Regions from separate parts of the Mus musculus genome. Here region 1 is linked to region 2. Evidence: chromatin loops called from intact Hi-C (ENCODE). Cell type or tissue: left cerebral cortex. All regions are shown on one strand. Each heading gives the region's core, and the rest is flanking DNA. Links, peaks and the distances in the headings are about the cores only. Region 1 has its middle 6.3 kb from the start of Gm24538. Region 2 holds the start of Ube3c (ubiquitin protein ligase E3C).

Region 1 (8,338 bases), core at 236-8,235, 81 kb before region 2:
TGTGTGTGTGTGTGTGTGTGTGTGTGTGTGTGTGTGTGTGTAAGTAAAACAGCACCCTCAGAAGAAACGAAAGACTTCTCAGGAAACCTGTACTTTTGCTCCAAGATCTTACTGCAAATTCATTGTATAGGAGCTTCATATCATGGGCAGGACAAAGAACAGAAGCAAGCTCCAAGCAGGCTGTGCAGCCCTCTCCCCACCTCCACTACCCACCTGCAGGGCTTGGTAAGTCATCCACAGAAAGGGTCTGCTTTGAAGGTGATAACCCAGCTTCCCATAGCTGGGGCGATGTACGTTTAGGACACAAAGCCTGGCTCTGTAAAGGCTCTGGCTACTGTTCTTAGGGCACTCCCACAACTTTCTAAGTCACTTGTTTGCCCCTGATCAAGCAGAAGAAGATTACACTGGCAATACTGAAGCCCCAGAAACAAAGTTTACAACCACCGGGAAACAATGCAATTCATGTTTTAAAAATATAAAAACAAACAAAAAGCGACAAAAATTGTCTGCCTAGCCTGGACTCCACCACTGACCTATATGATGCTGGTGTGCATCAAACACGAAGGGAAGAAACCCAGTTACACAAACACAGACGTTGTCTGGGAACATTTTAATGCCTCGGTGAGTGAATTTTTTAGTGTGTTCTGACTTGAAATTATGGTGAATCAGGGCGTACTAATGCCCAAGTCTACAGCAGATAATGGCAGGAAGTCCTGGCTAATTGGTCTATTCACTCACTACTTGCTGAGGTAGCAGAAGCTAACACTACAGGAGGCAGAGTGAGGACAAGGAGGAGGGGCGGGGATGCTGAGCTACCTCCAGAGCAGCGCCTCACAGCTGTGGGGTGGGGGTGGGGGGCGCGACGACAGGTGAGAGTTGGGTTCATTTTCCAGCACAGGCATCTAGGATCAGGCTCACCTCAACCTGCCAAAGCCTCCTACCACAGGAGTAAGGGGGCCCGAAGGACCCAACAGGGTCATGCCAGAAGCTCTTCCCAGAGTTGCTTTTCTTAGGGCAGTGATCTCACAAATTGTGGAAGGAAACACACCTACCTTCTACTCTACAGATGGACGGACAGACCAAGGCTCCAAGATGTCCAGGTTCTTTGCTTAAGAAGCACAGAATAAAGTTCCAGGGGCTCTGACTTTGATTTCTGCACTAGGTTTGTTCCACAATATGGGTCAGTGCCCTGGTTGTTAGAATCTCCGTGTTTCCTAATCATTATGATTCCTTCCCACCACTCCACCACCTCGCTGGTCTGGCGCATAAGTCACATCAGAGATGCCATCTTTGCCTTTAGTGTTCCTAGGCCCCTTTGGGGAGGATGTCCTTTCTCTTTCCTTCCCACAACTGTTCTTGCAGACTAGCAGGGAGGGAGAAAGACCCACCTTCTCCCCTACTCTCCCTACAGTCTCTGGGGTCCTTGCTGCAGGCAAGATAATTTGGCTAATGAACTCGTTAAAGGGCCCCTGGTGACCCGCCCTGGCCTCCCCTTGGCCCATCTGGGAAATTCCACTGAAAGGCTGAGAGCGCTTTGCAGCTCCGCTGCCGTCTGTCACTGCAGGAGGCCTGAAGTAGACCCCTTACATTAAAATAATTACCCAAAGGAACAGGTGGCCCACTCCCTAAGACCAGGCGCATCTGGCTGAGCCTGGAAGTGTTGCGAGAAAGGCCCGCCCAGGGCAGGGCAGGTCAAGCTGGAGCCTGGGAGGGCGGAGAAGGACCTTCGCAGGCCTGTGGATTTCTGGACACCCGCCAACTGGGCGACCAAAGCCTTGAGAGAAGGTGGCTGATTGCGCCGCCACCCACCATCTCTGTATGCTGGTGACAGAACCGAACCTTGAGCTCTCCGAGGTTGACTCCAAGGTTGGTGAGCGTCCGGCATTGGGCTTCAGACCAGGGGCTCGCAGGAGAGAGCAATGCCAGCATCCCCGCATGAGAAGGAAAGGCAGCTCAGGTAGTATGTCGGAGCATGTGTCCACGTGCATGTGTGCACTGAGCGCGCACTGAGAGCCTGGGCGCAAGTGTGCATATGTGTGCAAAGTGCCTCCTTGTTCACGCGAAGAGACATCGTAGATTGTTGAGGAAGTCCCCTGCAGTGTGGCCGAAAGGAACAGCGCGCGGCTCCGGCGAGCGGCCAAGCCTATTGCCAAAAACATGTATTACACTGCGACATTCTGTAAATGAGATAATGATACATAAACCCGATGATCGATGTGACGGGCCTGGATGTCTTCTCTAAATTAGCTGCTCACATCGACTGCTAATATTGTGAGTTTATGAAAGCAATTTCGGTGCAATCGGCGAGAGGGTCTTCTTACTCTAATCAGCCTGCCTAGCTAATGGAAGAGGGGGTCAGGCTGAGCGTTATTGACACGTCCGTGCCCTTAAACCTGTTTCCCAATAAAGCTGATTAGTTTTTGTCAATTCATCAGCTAACCACTCTGGCTGGAAACAAATCAAAGCTGTATTTGTTCAATAGAAGCAACAAGTCACAGATCAGCACCATTCAGGGGGAGGGCTGGTCAGGACCTGCCTTAGGGAGAAATGTCCATGAGGCATCTCTGACCTGGGAACCTTAAAATAAGTATAATAGGTAGAACTGCGCCTCTAGTCTTCCTTCCTTCCTTTAATCAGGGCTGCAGGTGGACTGGATCCCGGACTACTCTTTCCGATGTGGAAAGATGTGGAAAGAGAGTACTCTATTATTCAAGTTGGACCAAATCATCCTCAGGCAGGATGGAGTCTGGGAGGAAGGGGTGCAGGGGAGAACAGGAGAGTGCCATGGTGGTTTTGAAAATGCTTATCTCCTATGTGTCTCCAGAAGGGGTAGGGGGGGCTTGGTGTAGGATATCAGACCCCTTAGGCAGATGGAGGACAGGCTTGTCTGCAGCACGCTGACCACCTCACTTCTACTCTCAGCCAAGGGAGGTCCCTTCTGACTGATTTTTTGGAGAGAAGGAACCAGATAGAAGAAACTTTAGCCTGGTGAGAATACAGGGTGTGAATTGCCCCCGCCCCCCCCCCCCCCCAATCAGGGCTGCAGGTGTGCTACACTGGGTACAGAATAAGGGCCTCCCAGGCCTCCCTCAGCTCTCTCCACTTCTTGACTGAGTCCAGGGACCTCTAGCCCTGGCCCTTGCATGAAGAAAGGAAAAGTGCACTGTCCCTTTAAGCCCCCAGCCAGGGCCGCCTCCAGAGCCCCATCCCCCTTCAATTTAATTTCATTAAAACAGAGCATGAATATTTCTATTAAACCTAAAATGAAATATGAAGCCATTTAGACTCTGCCTGCACCAATCACCCAGATTTATGACTTTTATTCATCACATCAAGAGCTTGGAAAAATGAATTTTCTTCACCCAGGAAGGAAATAAAACCTCAGGCTTGGTCATTTCCAGAAAGCTGTTAATTTGACCATGTGGTAATTACTTTCACAATTAACTAAAATACAAATCAACTTGACAAATTGAGCTAGTTTATATATTAATTAGCCTGCTTAAATTTATTCATTATGAAAAGACAATTTAAGGGGACCTGCAGTGTCTGTTTTATTGCAATAAATTATTGTAAGGAAATGGGACCAATAAGACATCATAATATTTAAAGATATAGTACACGCGTGGGGTGTGCTTTATTGACAATTTCATTTTCCAATTAGTAATTTTGTTGTAATATATCTGCGGACCCCAGACTCCTGGCCAGGGAGACAGGATCCCCCAGGACCAGGGAGGTCAGAGTGGCAGGTCGGAGCCTCAGGAGTGAAGGCCAGGTCCGTTGAGCAGCAAGTCTGTTCCCATGCAAGTCCTGGGGTGCAGCGAGCAAAACCAAGTCCGCGCAACGGACCCAGGCAGAGATGCAGTGCCCAGGGGCTCCTCCTCCCTGCAGGTCGAGGGGCTGATTTAATAGAATGTCGATAGAATCATTCGATGCCTTTTAGCTTGTGATCTTTATAAATGTCCGTCTATTAAATTACAAAATGATTCTCTTCTCGTTTAATTGTATTCTTTCGTTTCTTATTTCCAATTAATTAGTCCTATCGACGTTGCAATATATTAAGCGACTGGAGTCCGTTTCCAGTTAGGATATATGGGTCAACACATTCCGTTTTATACTCGACAGAACTATATAATGTGGGTTTTAACTACTCATCCCCATTTGTCTTAAACACCTGGCCCTCTTGAGTCTCCTTCCTGGCGTTTGGTGGGCCCCCATGGCCCCTCTTGAGTCTCCTTCCTGGCGTTTGGTGGGCCCCCATGGCCCCTCTTTGCTTCCCTGCTCCTGAATGCACAGCTCAGTCTGAAAGGCTGCCAGAGCCTTTGGAATTGTTTGTTTTAAACGTGTCCATCTTACTGGATTCGGGACAAACAGGTCTGCAGAAGATACTAGTGGTTCAATATCTGAAGGTTTATATTCCCTCAAAGCAGGGTGGGTGGGGGGAATGAGACTGCTGGGCAGTCAGTGGTGGCCCCTGTCCCCTCGTGCCCTCTTTGGCCCTTTCTTTCCGGAGAGCCTCCCTTTATAACCCTAGGTAGTTTCCAAAACCGGGGCTACATAGCTCAGACTTGCCTTCAATGTTGTGCTATTCATTTACTTCTGCCGTGGGGTTACAAGTGTGTGCCACCACTTCCACTCATAAAATTACCTTTAAATATACGGGACTTTAGATTTCCCCCTCCTTGATCTTCTCCCCTTGCCTTTGCTGTGGTGGGACGGACATATGTGTGCTTTAGGTCCTCAACAGCACCAGGCCACATAGCCACTAGCTACCAGCCACCGATTCCTGCCTTCTTCCCAGCCCAAGGGCAGCTTCCTCAGTGCTTCTGACATGTGCATGGCTGCGCGGGGATTTAGAAGGAGGGTCCTCTGCTGACTGCCTACCCACAGGAGGTGGCCTCCTCAACACCCCTCCCGGCCCTACAGCTCCACTGTACAGGTTGCTGCAGGGAAATGGGGTATATTCTTCTTGTTTGTTCTCCCCTAGTGCGGGGCTTGGAGTATTGCATCTGTCACACCAGAGGCCAAAAGCCTCTTTTCTCCACATCCTGAGAAGCATGAAGTTAAGAAAATGTCTACTTTGGCGTAAGGATCGCCTCTCATTTGTCTTCAGCTTCTTTCTTCCTAGGGTAGAAAGGCTATGCTTCCTTCTCAGGCCTGTGTCCCAGAAGACCTACCATGGATCCAGGAAGGTGCCCCTCTCCCTGAGTAACTGCCAGGCCAGGAGACTTCCTGTTTTTAATTCTGCCCCATCACAGGGCCTGCTGACTTGGCTCAGGTATTTGCCACTCAAAATCTGCACTTTCCAAGCTTCTTGGCATACCAGATAAAAGGAAGTAAGCTGTCTCCCTCCAGATTTAGACCACTTTCCTGAGGCACCTGGGTGCTCCTTCCACAAACAGTAGGGGTGTGTGTGTGTGTGTGTGTGTGTGTGTGTGTGTGTGTGTGTGTGTGTGTGTTGATTCTCTGGGAGTTTACAGAGAATCCCTTCCCAGTATTTCCATGTGTGCTTCCATGGCTCCTCTTGTGACCTGCCCCACCACCACCACCAAAAAAAAAAAAAAAAAAAGATCAAGTCCACTTTGTGTTATCTATACACTCACTGGGAAAGGACATGGTGAAACTCTCAGTGGCCTGCTCCCTAAACAGAACTGAGTCCTTCCCCTCCCACACCGCCTCCAGAGAGCATCAATTGTGGCGAACTATACTTCAGTATCCCCAACACAGTTCTTAAAAGTTCTGCTCAGTGGCTTCCAGTCTATGCTCTTACTTTTTGGGGGTTGGGGGCAGAGGTAGAGGTAGGGGTTGTCACAGAAGCCTTCTATGTCTCTCTGAACTGTGTATCCTCAGTCATTGATCATATTATAGCAAACATAGCCTTTCTGTTCTTCACAGTCAGCTGGAGCACAGAGCATGGGCATCCACAGTTTCTGGCAACAGCACTGACCACTAACGTGGTCCCCTGCAACAGTAGAACTAGCTGGATGCCATCTAGTAGGACTCAGATAAGGTTCTCTGAGGCTGCCCTGACCCCAGACTTCATCATGGCCTCAGGTGACAGGGTGTCAGAGTCCAGGACAACCACAGGCTTCAGGTACAGTCACATTTTTAAGAGAAGGTGGAATTCAGGTCTCCTGGAAAGGGTAGCTCATAGCTCTAGTGTCTGACAGGATGAGAGCAGATCCTTCTCAGAGGTTCCCAGAGCTCGCTCGCTCTCCCCTACAGCAGGGAAGCTTTCTCAAAGGACTTGCAAACATCCCCTTAATTCTTCCTCCAACCCCTGGGAAAGTTCCCTTTGCTTAGCTCCGTTTCTCTGGTTCTCTCAGTGTTTGTCCGACTGACAAGCTAAAGGGAATGATAAATTCAACAAGTTCAGAACACCGGCTGACAAACATCTGCAGACATCTGCCAGCCTGGCAGTTCCTCTTTCACCCTGGACCAGGCAGAGTGGGCTACTTCTCACAAGGATGCTCAGTCTGAAAGTTAGAGCTGTTTGCCAAAGTAAAGCAAAGTCACTTTCCTGCCTCTCATCCACCACATCTCACTCGTCCCTCCCTGTTTCTGCTTTCTTGCCCACAGCTAGACTATTTAACATGATCTAAGCTAGAAAAAAACTTTTAAAGTCTTCTGTGTGACCAGTTTGGTTCTAAAGAAGACCATTTCTGTGTTGGAGGACCATAACGCCTTTTGGAGGAGGACAAGTGTGTGTGAAAAAAAATTAGGGAACAAAAGAAGGGATAGGAGGAGAAAGGGAGAGGAGCTTCTGGAAGAGCCTGGTGCTTGTCTACAGTGCTTTATGTCATAGAAAGTCCTCTCAGAACTCACCCTGAGGCAGCGGCTGATGCCTTCCACTTATGTTGGGCCAGTCTCTTTGCTTCCCCCATTACTTAACTTGCCAACCAGCTTTATATCTTTGGGTTTCGATTTCAGCATTCTGAAATTTTTACCTTGCCATCTCCAGAGTCATTTTGACAACTATAAAATAATCAAATGTAAGGGAAGCATTTCCATTTGTGGTTTTTAAGATATGGCTACAGCTCATGGAGAAGTAGTTCAAACCAGCTGAGAGGTCTTTCTACATTTATTTTTAAGCCAAGTGGTAGTTGTATACTATGGAGGAAGAGGTAGGTGGATCTCTGTTCAAGGCCAGCCTGTTTACAGAGTGAATTTCAGGACAGCCAGAGCTACACACACACACACACACACACACACACACACACACACACACACACACACAAAATATTTATTAACATTTTAGCTACTTATTTTATTTATATTTGAGTGCTTTGCCTACATATTAGTGTGTACATTAGAAAGTCATTGGATCTCCCTAAACTGATGATTGGAAGCCGCTGGTGGTAGCCAGACTCGCTCAGAAGTCCTGAGGCACCTCTCTAGCCCCGCCTCTCCAGCCCTGGTCTGTGACTATTATATGTGATCAGCCCCACTTTACACACAGAAAACAGGTTTACTTCATTTCTCCCAAATGACACATTTATCAAGTGACATAGCCAGAGTTTGAATACATTTTGTTCTGATCTCAGGCCTTGTCTAGTTCTTGGTCCAGGTCCTTCAATGGCTGGGTACTGAGTGAGGGTAGACTTTGGACAGAAGAGGTGTGACCTGTGACCTCTACCCTGTAAGCTGACTCAACACCTATGGCTTAGTGCCTCCTACCTGAAGACCAACACCAGTTGCCTTTAAGATTTTAGCTTCAGTCTTTGTCTTTCAAGAGTTGCTGGTCTAGCTTCTTGTAGCTCACTGGACTGTTTGCATACCTTGCATCAACAGAAAGTATTCCACCCCTGGGTTTTCAAAGGCTCGGTGGTACCCACCTATAATCCCAACATTCAGGGGAAGAAGATTACAGCAAACAGATGCAGCTGCAGAAATAGGATTTTAAACTCACCATGCAACCCTTAATGAAATAATGGTTGTAGGCAAACAGGAGAATTCACCCTTCTCCTTTATTAAAAAAAAAAAGGTCACAGCTTAACCACCTGTCTATTTGCAACATTTTATGGTCCCAAGTGGTATAGTGGAGGGGATCTGGATGGAGCACCTCACTGCAGCAGTCAGCTGGGGAGGAGTGTGACTAGCCACTTACACACAAACGTGTGAAGATTGTAGGGATGCTGAAAGGGGAGGACAGGAAAGATGATGAGCAGGCAAGGCAGGGGACTAGAAAGAGACCTGACAATCATTGGATGCAACTCCTGAAAGGCTCATATTAAACATAAATACACATAAAGATTTTAATATAAAATCCAAAATGCAGATTAAAGAAAAGTAACCAGAAGAATGGAGATGATAATCATTGGAGGAAAATAGGGGTGCTAAA
Region 2 (8,338 bases), core at 50-8,049:
GCTAGGTGTCCACCACTTTATGAGGTGGTGAGGAAGTTACACCCTTTATGCAGTCGGGCATGTTGGGTAAATTCATAGGCCTGGTTTTTCTGATATGATTTTAAATCACCTGTGTGCCCCTATAGTCTCAATTCACCCCCATAAATTTACAGGATGACATTTCTTCTACTCCCAGGAATAATGAATTTATCAGCCTGTGTTACATAGGAGGTATCAGACAGATGGTGGGGTTTGTGCGTTCATTCAGGCCACAATCATCCACCACCCTCAATCTGGAGTCAAAAGTTGCTTGTAAAACAAAACAAAAACAACAAAACACCTTTACACTATATGGAGTAACTTAGAGGAAGGCACAACCTGACCTCAGCAAAGTGATTATGGACACTGGTAAGGGTCATTTCTGGCATCTGTGATCCAGAGACCCAGAGGATCAGGTAGTGTTCAGCCTGGACCAGAGGTTAGGGGCTGATGCAGCCCCCAAGTACCCATGATCCTGAAACTCCAAGATGTGGATGACAGGAGACGGGCTTCCTGGCTTGAGAACTAATAGGATCTGCTCTCCTTCATCCCTTTGTCAGACTTGCAGTGGCTACAGGATGCCAGGCCACAGAAGTGAGCAGATCTTTAATCAGTCCTGTTCAAATGCTAATCTCTCCTGGAAATGCCTTCACAGACACAACCAAAAATAATGTTTTACTAGCAGACAACATCTAGAAATTCCTTAGCATCTGGAAACATAAAATGAACCATCCCTAGTCTATACACACCACCTGCCATGCAGTTGTAAATAATTTGTTATTATTTTAGGCTGAATTAAAATTTGTTATTTTGAGTCACACAACCACATCCACATCCACAGCATGTTGCAAGAACACTGCTTGCTACATAAACATGAGGACAAAAGTGGGAAGCATTTGTAATCTCAGGTACCTTGGAAATCCTGAATCTAGCCTCTGACTATGATTATACTTTAAATCACCATGGCTCAATACACAAATGACACTGCATTTATACAGTTATTGGTTGTTTTCTATACAATTAATATACAAAGAACTATTCACACTTTGGTTCCTGAATGCATGAAGCTGAGTCCTCAGTGCCTCAGCGGAACTCTGAAAGCATGGATAGTACTGAGCCTTATACATACAGTGTTTTCCACACATACTTGATGGGCTTGCACCTTTTCCCTCAAAAGAGGCATTTGACAACCTCACAAGCATTAAGTGAAAACTGATATGATAGCAAAGCTGACTGCTAAGTGTCTAATGGGAAGGTAACAAGTGCAAATGTGGATATTAAATGAGGGCATCATTCAGGTTATAGGAAGAACAGTAAGATTTCATCCGATTACTTAGAAAACTACTTGTGAGTTTTCTTGTATCTGGAATTTTCCATTTAATATTTTTGAACCATAACTGACTTAGGTATTTGAAATTATGTAGAAGGGGCAGATATCTGTATTTAATGTGTACTGATTATTTCTGAGTATACACCCAATGGTATCACTGCCACAAACAAGATAACAACACATTCAATGTCTCCTCCAAATAGTTCTGTGTCACCCAAACTGACTTGGGTCACCTTGTCACGTGTACTTTTGTGCAACCACTATCACAACTACTGATTTTCCTGGCACCAGAGACTATTGCGCTCTCCTCTACCTTGCCTGCAACTCTCATACCGTGGCTCTGTTCTAAATGGAATTTCATGGTACCAGTGTGACCTTTGGGCACTAGTGTTTCATCAGTGTAAAATCCTGTTCTCAAAGGCCATCTCAGGTGTTGTACAATAGTTACTCTCCTTTTGCTGTTTGGTTGTTTCCAGATTTGGGCAATTACAAAGCTGCTGCAAGTGTCATGTTCAGGTGTGGTTTCAGTCACAGCCCTCCTTACTCCTGGACAATTGCTAGTTCATATGGTAAGAATTTGTGTTTAAATCTTTATTAGAGCCAGGCATGGTGGCACATGCCTTTAACCCCAGCGCTCGGGAGGCACAGGCAGGCAGGTTTCTGAGTTCAAGGCCAGCCTGGTCTACAAAGTGAGTTCAGGACAGCCAGGGCTATACAGAGAAACCCTGTCTTGAAAAACAAAACAAAAACAAAAAACAAAAAACAAAACAAAAAAATCTTTATTAGAGAAACTGCCAAGGCATGTTGCAGGTAGTTCTGCATTCATTCTGAATTCTCAATAGAATGAGAGCTCTGTCTCCATGGCTTCCTTAGTGTGTAGTAATGTCACACCATCTGTTAAGTAGGAATCTGTATCTATAGGATTTTGATCTACCTCTTCCCCCGGCCTTTTAGTCATTACATATTTATTCAAACAATTACAAAAATATTGGGGCTCTTGTCACTGTTGCCAATACAGCACTAAACTTGAGGTTGGCAAGATGATTCAGCAGTAAATGTGCTTCCCATCAAGCCTGACGACTGAACTCACACTCTTGAATACACTTGGTAGTGGAGAACAGACTCTTATAAATTATCCTCTGACATTCAAATATGTGTACATACACACACACACACACACACACACACACACACAGAGCCAGTGAGAGAGAGAGAGAGAGAGAGACAGAGAGAGAGAGAGAGAGAGAGAGAGAGAGAGAGAGAACTGGTAAAATGATAGAACAGATGAAAAGTACCAGTTGCTTGCTACCAAGTCTTATGACCTGAGTTTGATTCCTGGTACCCATATAGTGGAAAGAGAGACAAGTTGTACTCTGACCTCCACATGCACATCATGGCATGCACCCTACCCCATAAACACTAAGTAAACTAAAATGTACATTTTTTTAATTAAAAAGAGGACTGGCTTGTATGGTGGTACAGATCTTTAATCCTAACACTAACAGGCAGTGGATAGAGGATCACTGTGAGGTCCAGGCCAGCTAGGGCTATACAGTGAGACCTTATTTCAAAAACAAAAAATTAAACTGTGCTGGAGACATGGCTCATAAGTTAAGAGCACTTGTTGCAGAAGAACTGGTTTCAGTTCCAGATCCTACATGGCAATTCCAGTTCCAAGAGATCCAATGCACTGTCTTGTACCAAGCACACACACATAATTCACAGACACGTAATATACATGCAGGTCAAATATTCATACATATAAATAAATCTTTTGAAGAAGAAACAAAAACAAAGCAAAACAAGATGTCTTCTATCATGTGCACATGGTAATGCATGTGTATGTGATATATTTATGTATCTGTATATATACTTGTGTATACACAATATACATAACATATATGTATGTACACAGAGCATATACTATATAATACTGTGCATGTACATGACATATATGCATAATATATATTTTTTTTATGCATGCCATGGCATGTATTTGTGTTAAACTCTATGTATATGCATACTGTTTTATGCATATGTATATGTGTATATATGCATGCATACATGATATATATTTATGTTGGTTTGTATGACATATGTGTATGTATATATGTTGTATATGACATCGATTCATTTACATTACTTTGTGTATATTTATGTTTGTGCTTATGTATATGTAATAGCACGTTTTTATACATGTACATACATATATTAAACATGCATAAGTGTATAGATATATGATAGGGTATATTTGTGCATTATGTATTTATGATGCATTTATACATTTGGCATGCATTTATATATATATATATGAATATGTGAATATATATATGAATATAACTTTCATTTGTTGGTGTGCATTTGTGTATTTGTATGGTGTGTGTTCACGAATACCTTTGTTCGTATAACATATATTATTCGTCTCTGTCTGTCATGGTGTAGAGTCTCTGCATTAGTAACCTGTTCCCCCACATCTAGCTGGAGGGTGAAAGCGGCCTCTTATGCAGGGCTTCCGGTCTCCAGCAGTGCGCGCGACCCGGTCGGCGTCAATGGGCGGCGGGCGGCGGAAATCGTCTGGTGGCATGACGCACGCGCGGAAGGATGTTGCACCCGCGGAGCCGCGCACGCAGGCAAGTCCAAGGGCTGCCGGGAGGAGCACCGTATTATCGATGGCGGCCCTGGCGTCGGTGCCCGCGCTCGCGGGGGCTGCCGGGAGGAGCGCCGCGCCGTCGATGACCGCGCACGTTCACGGGACCGCGCGCGCAGTGCGGGCGGTCACCATCTTGGTACCTACGGCAGCGCGGTGCAGGCGCGAGTCGGGGCGTCCCTCGCTTGACGGTGGCGCGCTGTGGATAAATAAGCAGCGGGGACAGGCCGGCCTCCAGCGTCGCCGCGCTCGCGCCCGCGTGCAGGGCGGAGAGCGCTGAGCCTCGGGGGGGGCGGCGCGGGACAGCGAGGCCGCGACCCTGCCGGGCCCCGCCCAGCCCGCCGGGCCCGCCCCCGGCCGCTCCGCTGCCTGCCGGGCCGCGCAGATGGGATAAGCGGCGAAGATGTTCAGCTTCGAAGGCGACTTCAAGACAAGGCCCAAAGTGTCTCTCGGTGGCGCGAGCAGGAAGGTGAGGCGGTGCGGCCCGAGGTGTTAACCGAACCCGGGTCTGACAGCACCCAGGCGGCGCTGCTCCGCTGTAAGGTGTGGAGCGAGCTCCAGCCGGGTGCGGCTGCGGTGCAGTCCTGACAGGTTTGTGAGGAGGCTCCAGAGGAGCGCTGTCGAGCCGCGGACTGAGCGGCTGGGTCATTCATTGCGACCTCGCGGCCGCCTGCCCAAGGGCCGCAGTTTTGACCTGGAAGCACGTGCACTGGCAGTCTGGCTGGGGGCGTTACACAGTTAGCTGTCCAGCAGGGCGAGGCAGGTGCCCCCGCCCCCATTCCGCCCTTTAAGAACTCTTTACAAGCTATAAACTTGACATACCCGCTCCTCACAAAGCTTGGAGTGAGTGCCTTGCCCTCAAGAACAGCTTAGGGAAGAGTCCCTCGTGCCTGTGAAGTGGGAGGGGGCAGGTAGGACAAGGTCTTTGTAATCTGCATCGCGCTTTAGCTTGCCCCACTCGGAGCAATACAGAGTTTTGCCTGCCTGAGGCCTGAGGCCCCGGTCGCTTTTGGACCTTTGCTTGGTGATGGTTTTGACACTGGTCGGCTTTTTGGGGCTGTCTGAAGGATGAAGGCAATCGGCCGTGATGCTCTAGGCCGAGCCCGGAATCCAGACAGGATCCCTAGAGTTGTTAAAAGGATTTTTTTTTCCCATTAGGCGAAATTTTAAAGCTTTATTTTAAAAATTTATACATATGAGTGTTTGCCTGCATGTATGTAATGTGCACCACAGGCTTGCTTAGTTCCCGCAGAGGTCAGAAGAGGGCTTCCGATCTCCTGGAACTGGAGTTAAGGACACTTGTGAGTTGACATGTGGGTAGTAGGAAGAAAACCCAGACCCTCAGTAAAAGCAATAAGTGACCTTAACTGCTTAGCCATCTCCCTAGCCCTTTAATGTAAAATTTTTTGTCTTTTTTTTTCCCCCAAATTATTGTACGTTTGAGAGCAGTGTTGCTGAGCCTTTGCTCCAGCTTCATTTTATAAAGGATTTTTATCTGGACACACATTTGTAAATGGTCACTCCTGAAAACGAATGTCCCATCCTACCCATAATTGTTCTTCACCAAGCAAACTGCTTTTCTGACCAGTTTCTACAGGTCACTTTTAACGTTGAGCTTCGTGCAAACGAGGTCAGATGAAGCTTGGTCAGCCTCTGTGCCTTGCTTCTTGAGCTAGGTGCTTTCTTTGATAGATTCTTCCATCCCACTGTGTCCCTGTTAGTTCAGGACCTGAAAAAACCATAATTAACCCATCCTGGTTTTCATGGGTGCTTTGGTGGATGTTGCTTACACTGTGTTCTGCTGGTGCACACTGCCCGTTACTTCCCGAGTTGATGTGCCCACTACCCTACAGCCAGCAGTCTGAGGGCACCACTGACTCAGATCCTGGCCAGTAAGTGATATTAAGAGTCTTTGGAATTAATGGCCATTCTAGTATACTTCATTCATGTCTTAAATTATAATTTGAAATCTTTCCCTTCTTCAGCTTAGTGGAAAATTGATCTTTTCCTTTTTCAAAGTTAATGAATATTTTTATGTTTATTATCTTTAAGAACTATATGCTGGAAAAGTCCAAGACTTGATGAGTTTATTGGGGAGTTTGTTGGGGAGATAAGATTTAAACCTTGAAAAGTTATGGTGTACTAATGACTGGTTTTTTTGTTTGTTTATTTCAATTGTTTTTGTACTTCTTTCAGGCTAATACAGAAACACAGAATTGGTTGACATGCTCTAGAAAGGTGGGAAGTAGTAGGATGGGTTTGAAGGGACAATGTAGAAAGTTTGAAGTAGGTGTGTGGTGGGTTCCAGTGCTTCAGTTCTACCATTATCTACATGTATATTGTTTGAGACAGGACCTTATACTGGAATCCGACTGGCCTCAGACTCACTGTGTAGCCCACTCTGGCCTCAGATTTATGTACAGTCCTTCTGCCTCTGCCTTCCAAGTGCAGGAATCACAGACAGGAATGCAGCAACAGGCCCAGCTCTGGGTCAGTGCTTCTGAAATCAGGATACATCCTCATGGCACAGTTTATTTGGTAGCTTTGTGTGTGTATAGAAGACTATCTTAGTAGTCAGTTTGATTGCAAGTACAAAAATCCATTGAAACGAAGTGCAGAAAAGCAAATAAACAAAAAGCCTGTGAGAGGCATGATGATATTTCATAAAATGTGCAAGTCAAAAACTGTCCAGTTTCTATGCTACCGGTACCAAGGTAGTTTAGGTCAGCTATTCTCTTTGAGTTGCATTCTTGACTTTGTCTCTGTATATAGGTCCTGTCCATTTATTTTATTCTAGCCAAGCAGTGCCCATATATGGTTTCCTAGTTGAGTGCCTTGATCTCCAAGGCAATCTTCTGGAGAGGAAATCTTGGCTGGATCATGGTTTCCACCTGTGAGCTGAGTCTCAACCTCTGAGGGGTGAGTTGAGGAAATCTTCAGTACAGATTATTCCAGGTGTGTGCTTAAGCTAGGAGAAGACAGAGGAACAGAATGCCAAGGTTCCTGTGGGGTTCAGACATGTGTGGAACCTGAGAAATCTGAGTAGACATGGAGGTATGAGGGATGTCAGTGAACCAGTTGGCTTAGTTGCTGATTCAAGTTTGGGACAAGAAGTATCCCAAGTATACCTTGGAGACCTAAGAAGACTGATGTCTGGGAAATGAGTTTATAGGAGGAAGAAGTGAGCCAGAAGTGTTGAATGCTGAATGCCTCCAGATAACACCATAATTTAGACTTGAGACTGGAAGACAGGTGACTAGTGAGTGTGCCCCTTAGGGTAACAGGAGCTGTAGTCAAGACTGCAGTTAGGCAAGGAATGGAGGGGGCTGTACAATGCCTCTCTTAAAAGACCAAAAGATTGAATGGATGTCAAGGAGAAAGAATTTGAAGTCTAAAGAAGGTTTGGGTGATAGGACAACTTGACCAAGTTTTATAGAATGGGGCAAAGAAAGATGAGGGGAGGCAAGGAGTAAAAATATAGGGAAGAACCTGGAAAAACCAGGTGTATACAGTTGAGAACTACTTTCACATTGAAAGTGAGAGTGTGTGTGGATGTAGAAAAGTTGTAGGTAGGAGGAATGACTTTAACACTACCTTTGCAGGTTTCCATAGCTATGGTAGTTGAATTATAGTCATTTCAATGTTTGCTCTTGCTTTAGCCTCCAGAGCAGGCTACAGATAGTGGAGTAGGTGGTAGAGGCCCTATGTGTTGAATTTGTTCCCATGTAACATTGTCAGCTGAAGTCCACAGTGCTCTGCATCTTAAGATTCTGACAAGTGATTACTATAATGACCTAACCCTAACCCAACATCATACAGAATAGTTCTCATTGCCTTTAAACCCCATTTCTCAGCCTAGCCACTGCTCTCCCTCTGCCTACCTTTGGTAATCCTGTCTACATAGAGTTCGCTTTCCCCAAAATGTCAGTGTTGGAATCCTAAAACACAGACTTTCAGAACAACTTCTTTCACTTTTATATGCATTTTAAAGTTCCTCCATATCTTTCCATACCTTGCTAGCTATTTTATTTCAATTTTTTAAATAATACTTACCTTATGTGCATGTGCATTTGTGTGGGCACATGAGTGCCAGAGCATACCTATGGACATCTGTGGAAGTCAGTTCTATCTCTCTTCTGTGTGGTTCCAGTGATCGAACTCAGGATGTCAGGTTTGGCTGTAAGTACCTTTACCTGCTGAGCCATTCCACTAGCCTGCATCTTATTTTGTATTAATAGTATGCTGCATATATTAAGAGTAGTTTAAGGTTTATAGAAAAATGAGTAGGAACAAAGTTCTCAAATACCTCTTCTATTTACTACAGTCTTCGGTTTCTGTTATTG

The links. Peaks named below come from ENCODE experiments on the same cell type or tissue, not always from the same donor. Only the 100,000 strongest peaks of a DNase experiment are listed, where the experiment ranks them.
Region 1: it touches region 2 in a loop (2.9-fold over the local background); 2 of 42 quality-filtered maps call a loop at or near these places.

What each region holds. Positions count from the first base shown.
Region 1 is chr5:29,483,747-29,492,084 of GRCm38, forward strand. No RefSeq gene overlaps it. Among named protein-coding and RNA genes, the nearest start is that of Gm24538, 6.3 kb to the left of the region's middle. In left cerebral cortex, for the core only: no CTCF peak of the experiment used is centred there; no DNase peak of the experiment used is centred there.
Region 2 is chr5:29,565,117-29,573,454 of GRCm38, forward strand. It overlaps Ube3c (ubiquitin protein ligase E3C), which reads left to right and starts at 4,126. Exons shown (of 23, transcript NM_133907.3): 1 at 4,126-4,464. The coding sequence starts at 4,399. In left cerebral cortex, for the core only: a CTCF peak has its summit at 4,594; a DNase peak (open chromatin) is centred at 3,992; H3K4me3 peaks cover 2,001 bases; H3K27ac peaks cover 1,336 bases.